2 separate regions of the Homo sapiens genome follow, and region 2 is linked to region 1. Evidence: chromatin contacts called from ENCODE Hi-C data. All regions are on one chromosome and are shown on one strand. Each heading gives the region's core, a stretch centred on a gene start or an enhancer-like site at or near the end of the contact. The rest is flanking DNA. Distances are from core to core; before and after follow the strand shown.

What was found. A loop is a pair of places that touch in the nucleus more often than their neighbours do. Pooled maps may share reads with other maps.
Region 2: a map of transverse colon shows a loop between it and region 1 (11-fold over the local background). The contact joins the promoter of TTC23-AS1 here to the promoter of LUNAR1 in region 1. A Hi-C loop is called at or near these places in 1 of 168 maps with a recorded cell type or tissue (transverse colon) and 1 of 50 pooled maps.

The regions. Positions count from the first base shown.
Region 1 is chr15:99,012,718-99,016,811 of GRCh38, forward strand. It overlaps LUNAR1 (leukemia-associated non-coding IGF1R activator RNA 1), which reads left to right and starts at 1,987. Exons shown (of 4, transcript NR_126487.1): 1 at 1,987-2,096. RefSeq lists enhancers at 2,096-2,195, 2,561-3,336, 3,046-3,175 and silencers at 2,356-2,435, 2,656-2,725, 2,796-2,855.
Region 2 is chr15:99,137,940-99,141,985 of GRCh38, forward strand. TTC23-AS1 (TTC23 antisense RNA 1) reads left to right here and starts at 1,378. Exons shown (of 2, transcript NR_186223.1): 1 at 1,378-3,100. It overlaps TTC23 (tetratricopeptide repeat domain 23), which reads right to left. Exons shown (of 14, transcript NM_001288615.3): 13 at 1,378-1,460; 14 at 1-188. The coding sequence ends at 71. It also overlaps a transcript of SYNM not described here.

The DNA.
Region 1 (4,094 bases), core at 737-3,236:
TTTTCTAGTTTTGGAGTAGTTTCAAAATACTCATGCGAGACGCAAAACTCAGAAACTAAAAGGAAAAGAGGAGGTATTTGACTAATACTGACTTTGGATATAGGAGTTGAATGAGAAGCAGGGAACTTTTCAGTTCATTATTCTTTATATATACTGTATACACACACACACACATACATATTTTAAAAGAACTGTTCAAGCTCTATACATGTAATTTTTTTTTTTTTTTGAGACAGAGTCTCGCTCTGTTGACCAGGCTGGGGTGCAGTGGCGCGATCTTGGCTCACTGCAAGCTCCGCCTTCCGGGTTCACACCCTTCTCCTGCCTCAGCCTCCGGAGTAGCGGGGACTACAGGCGCCCGCCACCACGCCCGGCTAATTTTTTTTGTATTTTTAGTAGAGACGGGGTTTCACCGTGTTAGCCAGGATGGTCTCGATCTCCTGACCTCGTGATCCGCCCGCCTCGGCCTCCCAAAGTGCTGGGATTACAGGCATGAGCCACCGCGCCCGGCCCTATACATGTTATTTTTTAAAAACAAGAGAACTTTAAAAAATGTAACAAAAACGTACATCAAAAAATGTATACTTCAGACCTTGAAGAAATATATTCTACATTTTTACAGCAGACATTAATGAACCTTTAGTCCTGTGTGCCTGTGGCTGACTGCCACAATTACTACTTGAGACCGTCACTATGACAGTTATTACCGTTACTACTTGAGACCGTCACTACGACAGTTATTGTTACTACTTGAGACCGTCATTACAGGACTGAACGAAAGGACAAACGTAGAAATGATTAAAGAAATCTGTTTTAAAGGAAGGGGAAACCGGGAAGAAGGGAGCTCCCTGCTTCTAGTGAGCGAAGGCAGCCCCCCGAGCTTCCACAGCCCTTCGCATTCATTGGGAGAATGAGCAGGGAGGAGGCCCTAAGACTGGTCAGCTGTTTGATTATCACAAGTTCTCATTACTAACAGGCTTCAGTTGTGTCTAATCCTAAACACTTGCACCTGGGTGGTGACTGCCCTCAGCAGTCCTTCTGGGCGGCAGACACAGGTTGTCAGTTTGCCAACACCCTGCTCTCATGAGAAACAGTTTGCTGCTTACTCACGTGGCCTCCAGTGGTATACTGAGTTGATCACGACCCTCAATCTTTCGGCCCCTAAGAGCCGCAGGGGGGTGGGGAGGTGCCAGGCTGCTGAGGCCTTTGGGTTCCTAGGCTGCTGGCATTTTAAAACCACCACTGTATTCCACCTCCCCTTGGATAACACGCAGAAACAGGCCAAGAAGAAATTACCTGCTGTTGGTTATTTCTATTTCAAATGAATACTAGCTGAACATTTACTAAATGACATTGTCAGGTTTCAGCAAAAGCGGCCTGTAATAGTTGGGTGAGGACAGGGAAAGACTTTGAAATGGGCAGAAAAGATTACGGGATGTCCTGCAGGTTCAGTGTGCTTTGGCCTATTTTTCAACTGTCTAAATTTTCGCCGCCAAAGTCGCCAAAACCGCCTCCGCCGCAGCCTCCTCAAAAGCCGCCCCCGCCGCCGCTGCAGCCAAAGCCTCCTCCTCCTCCTCTTCCTTCTCTCTCCTCCCTCACCTCCTCCTTCCTTCTAGGAAGCTTACTGGAGTGAAACTTGAACGTTTTCAAAAAAGGTTAACGCAAATGATTCTTGTCCAAAGAAACAGAAATAATAGAAGTGTGAAGGGGCGTGGGAGGGGGTTGACATGTGCCGCGTTCAGGCCCGGGGCACCGGCGAGGGTGGGCGTGTGAGCGGGGGGTGGGGGCGTTAACGGTGTCTTCTCCCCACAAATGAAAGAGAAATAGTAAATTCTCCTGGGGTGGCGAATCAGGTGGGAAGGTGGAGCCCACAATCTTTGCAAACTCTCTGGGGAGCCAGGGGTTGGTAGCTGGGAAGACTGTTGGGTGGTGACCCTGGGGGAGGGGAAGGGGCCGGGGAGCGGGGAACGGGGGCAGCCCCTGGGGAGGAATGGGAGAGGGAGGAGGACGCCAGGGGCACAGGGACAGCCTCCGGGGCGGGGCGCGGCGCCAGCCTAGCCCGAGGATGGAGGCTGAGGCCGCCTGTTGAGTCACAGGTAAGGGGAGCCGCTCTGGCCAGGCCCAGGGCCGCCCTCGTTCCTCCCGGAGCGCAGCGACAGCTCCTCCCCGCGTCTCGGGTTTCAATGGCTCGACCTGCCGGAAAGCCCCGGGCCCGCGCGCTGCAACAGGATCCCGTAAACAGCGCGCGGCGGCCAGGGAAACTTTCCCCGGAGCCGGCGCCGGGGTGCGGCGAGCCGCGCACCTGTTGTTGCCTCGGGACTGAACTGCAGCGGCGGACCGGCGAGCGGGGGGCCTGGACGTCGAGTGCGGGGCCGGCGGGGCCCCCGCACTCACCCTCGGGAGCGTTTAAGTCCCTCCCGGGAAGAAGGGGGAGGAAATGCTCGGGGGAGCCGGAAGAGGCACTGCCAGCATCAACTCCACGCGCGCCCCGGCCTCGGCGCCCGGCCTCGGTCACGGCTTCTCTCGGAGGTCCCCCGGGGACACCGGGCGCCGGGACTGACCCGGGCTTGCTTCCCAGGCGCGGGAGCGTGGGGAAGTCCCTGCCTTCCCAGGGTCTCCGCTGTCTTGTCTGTGAAATGGGAACCGCACAGTGGGGGAGAATTCTTTACGGCCGCTCGGGTTACTGCCAGCGCCCCTTCCGCCCCCGCCACCTTCCCTGCGCCGGGACGCCTCGGCTGTGGTCGGGGGCGCAGAGGTGGAGCGGGTCGGGGTCGCCGGAGCCCGGGCTTCGTGCCATTTCTGGCCCTGGAGCGCGCGCGTCCCCGAGCCTGTCGCTTCCCGGGCCCCAGGGGGTGCCATGCTTGGCCCTATCTCCAGAAAACCAGGCAGAGCGGGTGCACCTTCTGAATCTGAAAGCACGTGAAACAAAACACCCCAAAGCCCACCAGCCCCTGAGGTGCTCGGATAGGAGCAAGAGTAGCGCCCTTGGATGCTGAGAAAGTGCCTCTTTACCTCCTGCCCCTTCCCTTCTCCTTGTGGGGACATGTGGCGGGGCCGGGTGTGAGAATGAGACCCGTTTCCCGAGGGAAGGAGGGCGCGGTGACCGGCTGTTCCGGCCCCTACACGTCCAGTCCGACCCGTTAGGCGCCCTGGCCGCAGGTGGCCCGCCCTCCCCAGCAGCAGCTCAGCCGCAGACTGGCCACTTTCTCCCGCCACACGTCTCGGTAGGGAACAAAAAATCTCATAAAGGCTCCTCTACCTTTTCTTGGAAGGCAACTTTAGAGGCGATTTACGCTCTTTTATGACTTGCTCTAAAAGCTGTGACTTAGAGTTGCTTTTCTGCTGATTTTAGGCGAGTTAAGGAGGGAAGGTAGCGATTAGCCAATTGTATGGATTAGTTACATTTTTCGTGGACGTTTTAGTTGGCCTAGAGATTGAGAAAGGGTTTTTTGTTTATTTGTGTGTTTGTTTTGAGACAGAGTCTCTGTCACCCAGGCTGGAGTGCAAAGGCGCAATCTCATCTCACTGAAACCTCCGCCCCGCCCCCACCCCCTCCCGGGTTGAAGCAATTCTCCTGCCTGAGCCCCTCGAGTAGCTGCTTCTACAGGCGCCCGTCACCATGCCCGGCTAATTTTTGTATTTTTAGTCGAAACGGGGTTTCACCTTGTTGGCCAGGCTGGTTTCGAACTCCTGACCTCAAGTGATCCGCCCGCCTAGGCCTCGCAAAGTGCTGGGATTATGGGCCTGAGCCACCATGCTCGGCCGAGAAAGGTTTTTTGTCTTTCGTTTTGGAAGGGGAGATACTATTTCTTTTTTGATTGTTTTCTCTATGCTTCTTTCTAGAAAGTTGGGTTTCACGGTTGTGGATGGCAAGTACTGTTTCCAGTTTACATGTTGGAGAACTAGGACGAGGAAAAAAAGTGATTTGCTCTTTGAATCTCATCTTCCTCATCTACAAAATAGAGGAGATTCTGCCCACTTAGGGGCTTATTGTAGAGCAGTATTACACCGAGGTGCTCCCAGAAGCTCCTCCCTGCCCCTAGGCCTGTGAGTGATTTCATGAGTCAGAGGGTTCCTTCCAAGGATTGCTTTAG
Region 2 (4,046 bases), core at 128-2,627, 120 kb after region 1:
GGAGGTGATTTGTACAGCACCCTAAATGACAGTGCCCAGGAATGTCCTAGGCTTTTTCAGGGTGGGGGCCTCAGTCTGCTGTTGTGCCGGGCCGGGCCTTCCCCAGCAGGGTGTCCTGAGGGATGCTGGTGCAGAAGGCCACTTTGGCTTTTGATGCCTGCCTTGGCTTCGAAGCAACCTTGGGGGCCCTGCAGACAAGCAGAGGGTGGGGTGAGTGTGGTGCCCCTCAGCCCCCCACACCGTTCCCATCCAGCCTTTGCTGCCCAGCAGGTGCCCAGACCCATTTATGAGAAGACTTGGTAGGGGCTATAAATGAGAGGAGAATTGTAGCACAGAGCATAAAACATGAGATGTTTTCCTCCCATCTTTTATTTTTTTAATTTTTTTTTTTTCAGACAGAGTCTCACTCTGTCACCCAGGCTGGAGTGCAGTGGCCCCATCTCGGCTCCCTGCAACTTCCGCCTCCCAGGTTCAAGCAACTCTCATGCCTCAGTCTCCCGAGTAGCCAGGATTACAGGCACATGCCACCACGCCCAGCTAATTTTTGTATTTTTAGTAGAGACGAAGTTTTGCCATGTTGGCCAGTCTGGTCTCAAACTCCTGGCCTCAAGTGATCCACCGCCTCGGCCTCCCAAGGTGCTGGGATTATAGGCATGAGTCACCTCGCCTGGCCCCTCCCATCTTTTAAAATCACCTGTGACCATCCTCACTGAGCTGAGGCCCTCAACCCTTAGCTGGCTTGGTGAGCAGGACATGGGTGAGGAGGATGGTCAGGGTTGCACTGGAGGCCTCCCTGGCTCGCCTTCCCTGCCCTCAAAGGGGATGGCGCCCTGCTGGCCAGGTTGTGTCTGCTCCGGGCTGTGGCCCTGTTTCCCTGAGCAGACTCAGGCAGCCCTGGGGCTGCTCTCTGCGGACCAGGCTCTGTGAGGTAGGCCCTCCACGGCAGAGCGCTGGGCCTCTGCTCGGGCTGAGAAAGGACGTAGGGGCCAGCCTTTAAGGTCAGTCAGTGAACCTTCCGGCTCCAGTCCTGACGGGCATCCGAGGGCAGAGGGAAGCCGGAAGCAGGGCTGCAGGAGGCCACAGGGATTCCCGGGGCCCTCCCCCTGCAGCAGGTGCCTTAGCCTGCAGGGGCTGGTCTGCAGGAAGACAACATCCAGCATATATTTCTGACTTAAAGGATGAATTATTTTTAAATACCTGGGCAAGGAAGATCTTTTACAACTCGGGTTTCAAAGGAACTTGTCCTTTATGCAAGTTATGGGAAGTCAGCAAAACATTCCAGAGAAGGTTACACAGAACCTTCTAGAACCAGCTTTCTCTTGAGATTCTGAATGGAAAGGGAATGAGATAGAGAAAGTGTGAGGGACGCCAACTCACGTGGACAGCATGCCCATGGCCTGCTGGGTGGCCAGAGTCCTTTTGTCCTGCGGTCCATATAAGAGGGTCTGGATCTGGAGACACTGTAGAACACCAAGCAGCTATCATGAGGCTATGGAAGTGTCGCTGAGAGCAGGAAACTAAGGTCTCCCTTGAATGAGAGAAAGATGACCTCATTCTTAGGCCCTGCTGTGATGGAATTAGCATGCTCCTGGGATGTCTCCTAGTGACTGACCTTTGGTTTGGATGTTCTGAGGGATCTAGGCAAAAGTGAACAGTTTTAGCACTATTTCACAAAACTCTCTGTGACTATCTGTATGCAAAAAATAGATTTAAAAGTAGTATTTTTAAAAATAAAGGCAAGAACCTTGGTACTGACCAGAGGATGGGCTCCAGTTTCTATTTTTAAATGTGGCCCTTGTTATAGCCTGGAAAAGATTTAAAAAAATAGTTTTGTTTTTTTTGTAAACACATACTCTACTTTTATTAATATATAGGCTGTCTATACTCTTGACTACACAGCAATGTCTTAGTTATTAGGAACCAAATATTCAGCTTATGGACTACCCAGGGCTGGCTTTGGCTTGATTTCTCCCTTCTGCTTACTTTAAGTCTTGCCATTTGATTGCTTGTAGTAGGCTAGGGCAAATCAAGGAGAGGAGAAAGATTAAAGTTGTGCCCAAAATGGCCAAAATAATTTTGAGAAAGAATGAGGTGGAGAGGTGGAGGAACTTGCTTTACTGAATGCCAAAGACCCTTTTATTTTTTTAAATAAAGTAATTAAGACAGCATGTTTGTCACCCGGGGTAGACAAAAAGACCAGTGGAACAGGGCAGAGAGCCCAAGCCTTGACAGATGACAGAAATGGCCTTGCGGGATTGGTGAGGAAGAGGTGGGCTAGTCAATAAATGGGTACTGGGACCGCTGGTTTTCCAAATGGAAGAAAATGGATCACTACCCCAAATCAAACACAAATATTAAGCTCAAGAAAGATTTGAAGGACTAAGTGTGAAATGCAAAACTTGGAGCTTTTAGATGAAAATACTGGAAAATATATATATATATATTTTTTGATGGAGTCTCACTCTGTCGCCCAGACTGGAGTGCAAGTGGGGTGATTTTGGCTCACTGCAACCTCCACCTCCTGGGTTCATGTGATTTTCCTGCCTCAGCCTCCCGAGTAGCTGAGATTACAGGTGCCCGCCACCACACTCAGCTAATTTTTGCATTTTTAGTAGAGATGAGGTTTCACCATGTTGGCCAGGCTGGTCTCAAACTCCTGACTGCAGGTGATCCACCTGCCTTGGCCTCCCAAAGTGCGGGGATTATAGGAGTGAGCCACCATGCCTGACCGGAAAATACGATCTTGAGGTAGGGAAGTATTTCTTAGACAAGATCTAGACAAAGCAAAAGTGAAAGACTGATAAAATGTAACTATGTGAAAACCTAAAATATTTGTGCACCAAAATTCACCATAAGCAAAGTAGAAAGACAAGCCACGCTGAGGAAAGATTCTTGCAGTGCACAGAAATGAGAAAGGTTTAACATTCAGAATACATGAAGAATTCCTATAAGGTAATGAGAAATACCAAACCAAACCAAAACCTCTCAATAGAATAACACTCAAAAGATATAAACAGATTATTCAAAGAGTTGAAATCTGATGAAATAAACATGCTTAATCTCATTAACAACCAGAAATACAAACTAAAACCTCAATGAGGTAGGTACCATTTCACCCACCAGACTGCAAAAACTACCAAGTTTTGTTAAAGATACAAAGCAACAAGAATTCTTTTATATATTGATAGTGGGTATTCAAACTGGTATAGCCCCTTTGTAAAACAATTTAGCAATATTTAGTAATGAATATGTAAACTGTGATATGTATATATTATATATGTATGTGATATATAAATGTTTGATATATGTATGTGTATATATAACCACATAGATGAATCTCATGATTACAAAGTCAAGGGGAAAAAGAAAACGACAGATGAATGCATATAATATGTATTATAATTTAATATGAAGTTTTAAAACATGCAAAACAAAACCATAGTAAAATAAGAAGAGCATGGGAATGATATCAAATTTAAAAAAGTAGTTATCTGGGGATGGGGTAGGTATAGAGGGGACTTCAACTGGATGGGTCATGTTTTATTTCTTATACTGAATGGTGAGTTCAAAGGTCTTTGTTATGTTATCCATACTTTTCTGCATAACAAATGTTTCATAATATATTTTTTAAAAATCGGATGAATTGTGCTACATAAATAGCTTGAGTAAAAAAAAGTGTGAGGGTTTGGGGACTTACTACTGAAGCCTGTTTATTCATTCTGATCTGCCAACCATTTTTAGGTCTTCAAGAAAATTAAAATGCAAGCAGCCAAATGCCTTTGTCTTTATAAGCTGTGGAAACTATAAAAACTGAATGTTTCAGTCTGAGGAATTGAGAATGTGGTTGTCCTTTGAAAAAAGTAACTATCAGATGAGAATATGACAGGATTTTTTAAATAACAGAAAATATTCACTATTTCTTAGTCATTTGACTAAGAAATATACAATATCAAGAAGTAGTAAACTCTTCTTGTTCTTTTATTTAATGCATAATTCAAATTCTACAAAGGCAAGGATCCCTGTCCCTCTGTCCAACAAGCCCTTGA